2 separate regions of the Homo sapiens genome follow, and region 1 is linked to region 2. Evidence: read pairs that join two places in POLR2A ChIA-PET (ENCODE). Cell type or tissue: MCF 10A. All regions are shown on one strand.

Region 1 (2,500 bases), 260 kb after region 2:
TACTGCTCAGGTGACAGGTGCAGCAAAATCTCAGAAATCACCACTAAAGAACTGATCCATGGAACAAAAAAATCACCTGTTCCCCAAAAACTATTGAAAATTAAAAAAAAAAATTAAGCAACCGAATAGGAATGCTCCACTGATTGTAGATATTTTCTTTCTTTCTTTCTTTTTTTTTTTTTTTTTTGAGATGGAGTTTCACTCTTGTCGCCCAGATTGGAATGCAGGGGCACGATCTCAGCTCACCACAACCTTCGCCTCCCAGGTTCAAGCGATTCTCCTGCCTCAGCCTCCCGAGTAGCTGGGATTACAGGCATGTGCCACTACGTCTGGCTAATTTTGTATTAGTAGAGATGGGGTTTCTCCATGTTGGTCAGGCTGGTGTCGAACTCCCGACCTCAGGTGATCCGCCCACCTCGGCCTCCCAAAAGTGCTGGGATTACAGGCACGAGCCACCGCGCACGGCCTTTTTTTTTTTTTTTTTTTTTTTTTTTTTTTTTTTTTTTGAGTTGGAGTTTCGATCTTGTTGCCCAGGCTGAAGTGCAATGGCGCGATCTCAGCTAACGGCAGCCTCCGCCTCCTGGGTTCAAGCAATTATCCAGCCTCAGCTTCCCGAGCAGCTAGGATTACAGGCACCTGCCACCACACCCAGCTAAAAAAAATTTTTTTAAGAGACGTGGTCTCGCTATGTTGCCCAGGTTGGTCTCAAACTCCTAGGCTCAAGCGATCCGCCCACCTCAGCCTCCAAAGTGCTGGGATTACAGCCATGAGCCACCGCGCCCAGCCTCTGTTTGTAGATATTTTAATTAGAGAAAAATATAAAATTTCAAGCCCATCAACCAGTTCTGCTCTATAATAATCAAAAACTATCTTTGCAATAAAAAAAGTTATAAAAAAAAAAGTACTTACCCCTAGAATCACTCTCAAATGTAAGATCAGGGAACTCCCTCTAGACTCAAGGGTGCCTGAGAGGCCACGTGGTTTTTAGACTCTCCTGGTTCAGCTTCACCACCTGATGCTCTTCCCTTCCACCTAGAGCTTTTCGCAGCCCACAAAAGATGTGCTCCATGATTCCAAAACAGAAAGGCTTCTGGTTAGGAGAGAACACTAAGGCAGCAAAGTAAGCCCTCAATCAAAATCCCTCATTCACTAGCACTCTTTAGAAGTAGAAATCATTGGGACGCCCAAATGCTTCTGAAAAAGTTCTGTGGTGCATCCAAAGATCATCCCAGTAGTTTGTTTGCCTTAAAAGTATTTGTTAAAACATAAAAACTGTATGTCTACGTAAGTGATTTTCAATCCTAGCTGCATATTAAAAATCCCTGAAGAGCCTTTAGAATAGGCCAGCCTTCAGGCTCCACCCCATTCCAAGTCCATCAGAATCTCTGGCATGAGGTCCTGGCATCGGTAGTATTTAAAAGCTCCCAGGTGATTCTTATGTGCGTCAGGGTGGAGGGGCACTGCTGTATGTGAAGTGAGTCATTTTCCTATCTGCCCTTCACCGCAGGACATGAGTAATCCTGTGAACCAGCCACAGCTGATGACAGTGTTCAGCATTCTACATGGAGCTCAAATCCCCCAACCCCTCCTTTTAAGCGCTTGAAAGAATTGCTCAGAAAACTTATACTACAAATATATTTTAAAATTTAGGGCTTAGGAGTGGACTGCCCCCAGTAGCTCAACGTTTTATTACTCCTGCCTTAGTCACCCATTTCTTCTTTCTCTCTGCCTTGCTCTTTCTCTTCTCCTCCCCCTGCTGTCCCTCCCACTCTCTTCCATCAACCTGCCCTTAGCACTGTAGGCAGGCTGCCCACCTGGAGGCTCCAGGCTGCAGAGATCAGCCCTTAGGAGAAGGTCTGGATAAAAAGTGGAACTTGTGGAAAGGGCATATCATTTATAAAATTTCTTGCTTTACTGCAAAAATGTGTGCTTCACTGCTTTGGAAAACAGTCTGGCAGTTCTTCAAAAGGTAAAACATGGAGCCAGGCATGGTGGCTTACGCCTACGATCCCAGCACTTTGGAAGGCTGAGGCAAGGGATTGCTTGGGAGTTGGGAGTTGCAGTGAGCTATGAGTTTGGGTGCAGTGGGTACAACGTATGCCTGCTCGGGGAACAGGTGCACTAAAACATCAGAAATCATCGCTAAAGAACATACCCACACAACAAAAAAATCACCTGCTCCCCAAAAACAATTGAAAACATAAAATAAAAAATATAGCAACCCAATAGGTATACTCCACTGATTGTTTGTAGATATTTTGTTTTTGTTTTTGTTTTTGTTTTTTTGAGATGGAGTCTCCCTCTGTCATCCAGGCTGGAGTGCAGTGGCATGATCTCGGCTCACTGCAACCTCTGCCTCCCAGGTTCAAGCGATTCTCCTGCCTCAGACTCCAGAATAGTTGGGACTACAGGCACGTGCCAACACGCCCGGCTAATTTTGTATTTTTAATAGAGACAGGGTTTCACCGTATTGGCCAAGCTGGTCTCAAAGTCCTAACCT
Region 2 (2,500 bases):
AGGAACATGAGGGGCAGGGTCCAAACTTTCCACTGGTAGTTGTAGGAGAAAGACAATAAACAGATAGATAAACTATCAAATATTAGGGAGTGAGAAGACGAGAACAGCAGGGAATGTGGTCAAGAGTGAACAGGTGATCTGGGACAGCCTCTCTGAAAAAGTGGCATTTCAGTGGCACCTGAGTGACAAGAAAGAAACAACCACACAAAGCTGGTCAATTTCATAGATTAGTGCAAAAGTCCGTTGATTTGTGCAAAAGCAACGAGCCTGTTCAAGGAGCAGAAAGAAGACCAGTGAAGCCCCACAAGAAAGTCCAGGCTTTGGAGGCCAGGGTAATGAGTTTGGATTTTATTCTAAGTGCAGTGGGAAGTTTCTGAAAAGAACTAGGGAAAAATGATGACATGACATTTTACATTTTTAAGTAATCACTCTGGCTACTGTGTAGAGGATGGATTTGTAGTGGGAGCAAGAGTGGAAGCAAGGAAGCTAGGGAGGAGGCCTTTCAATTGAACAATAGGGGAGCTTGGGGCAAAGCTATGCTTTTGGTCACCAGCAGAGTCCCCCCTACGCGGGGCCACTCCTCCCTCAACCACTGTTTAGGCATTTGGTAGGACCCTGAGAAAATACAAAAAACAACTGCCAAATACCTGTCTAGCATTGCCTATGTTTTTCCAGATCTATTTTTCCAAGTATCTTCTCTGCATATTGTATACCTAAAAGGATGGAGGATGAGGGAGGGTATGGGAGAAGACAGGAAGCCAGCTCACTCCCAAGTTTTTCTTTAAAGATAGAAAAAATAATTCCTAAATTGGGGGCACAAAATTAGAATGACCCCACCCAACCCAGCTCTAGAGTTAGGCAGACATAGACTCAAGTCCTGGCTCCACTAGTTATCAGCTATGAGACCTCACTTTACTTCTCTGCACCTCAGCTTCCTGATCTCTAAAATTGAGTTTGTTTATAGTATTTCAGTGGGGATTTAATGAAATCATGCAAGTAAACCACATTGTTTGTTGCTAGGTAAAACATAGGCATGTTCTTCTTCCCCCGCGTGAAAACTTGGCCCCAGGCACAGGTTGCTAATGCAGTCACAGCAGACGTCTTTGTTGCCCTTCACTGTGATTCAACCCCACCATTCTTGAGCAAGTCTTTGAAGCCCATCCAATCTTAACAGAACTGCTTTTGTGGGTGAGACATCTCTAAGAAGTTCAATTGTGTTTTGGACCAAAATCATTTGCCATTCTTCTGTTCCTAACACACGGGTCTCTGTGTGTTGATCTAACAAATTGGTAGTGTTTTGAGTAATACATCATGAGGCCAATGGCACCTTAACGATGTATTACATTAATATATCATCAAAGCCATGGCATTGTTATGATATATTACTTTAATACATCATTGGAGTGCCACAGCTTTAATGATGTATTACTCAAGACCATAGCAACAGCTAGAAAGATCAAGATAAGTTTTGTATTTTTAAAACTTATTCTCAGTAAATATAATTTTTTTTTAAGTTTCCACAATAAAATATGTGTTCAAACGAAATACGAGGATGCAAGGCCTCTGATAAGTAAGCAACGAGATGCTTCCTTGGTCATCCTCCTCCCACTGTCTACTACGTACCTGGCTCCTAAGTTCATTTTAAACCACTTTATCCAAATCTCCTAAAAGTAATATTGCTACTGAATTTATGATTCTATAAGTATCCCAGGGATCTCCAATTTAATGTTACAGCTGCACATTTATAGAGCAGTTGTTTTTCCAATGGTAGCTTAAGCATTTTCTACCCACCTTTCCAAAGGATTCTACACTGTCCAGGCCAAAATGTCCTTCAAGAAACTCTTGGGCAAGTTTGATTTTTTGTATAAGATGTCTGAATCCCCTGTATCTCTAACTTCTCCTCCTTGTTGGCATATCAGTGTGTGTGTGAGAGAGAGAGTGTGTGTGTGTGTTGTATATAACATTGTATGTCCTCTCTGAGAGATTTCCAATATGTAAGACGGATTTAGAGATAGACCTAAATCTCAGATCTTCCATGTAACAGCCTTAAGCATTCACTATTTTTAGCATAATGAAAGTTGACCAAGAAATTGGATTACTGGAGTTGCACCAATTGCAACAGTATCAGTATCAATAAAAACAGGAAAATGTTTTAGTCCGTATCCTCATGACAAATCTTGACTGTCTAACAAGAGTTCCACTCACTTGAAAATGGTTTGAAGAGCAATCACATGCTTCCTGTGTGCGTGTGCATGCACACACACACACAAAATGGGAGAACAAGACATTGGGGCCAGAGATCTGACCTCAAAGCAAGCCTTCTTAAGAAGGCCCTAATATTCTAATACTCACACTCCCTTGAATTCAATTGTTAAAATTTAATTTTCCAGCCTGGGCACCACGGCAAAACCTCTTCTCTACGAAAAATACAAAAATTAGCCAGGCATGGTGGCGCATGCCTGTAGTCCCAGCTACTTGGGAGGCTGAGGCAGGAGGATCA

What was found. ChIA-PET counts read pairs that join two places held together with the same protein. Peaks named below come from ENCODE experiments on the same cell type or tissue, not always from the same donor. Only the 100,000 strongest peaks of a DNase experiment are listed, where the experiment ranks them.
Region 1: POLR2A ChIA-PET joins it to region 2 with 8 read pairs; 2 of 35 experiments call an interaction of 5 or more read pairs at or near these places.

The regions. Positions count from the first base shown.
Region 1 is chr1:200,482,193-200,484,692 of GRCh38, forward strand. LOC124900414 (a long non-coding RNA gene) reads right to left here and starts at 1,314. Exons shown (of 3, transcript XR_007066784.1): 1 at 910-1,314. In MCF 10A, no CTCF peak of the experiment used is centred here; a DNase peak (open chromatin) is centred at 1,459.
Region 2 is chr1:200,223,412-200,225,911 of GRCh38, forward strand. No RefSeq gene overlaps it. Among named protein-coding and RNA genes, the nearest start is that of LINC00862, 150 kb to the right of the region's middle. RefSeq lists an enhancer at 895-1,413. In MCF 10A, no CTCF peak of the experiment used is centred here; a DNase peak (open chromatin) is centred at 1,110.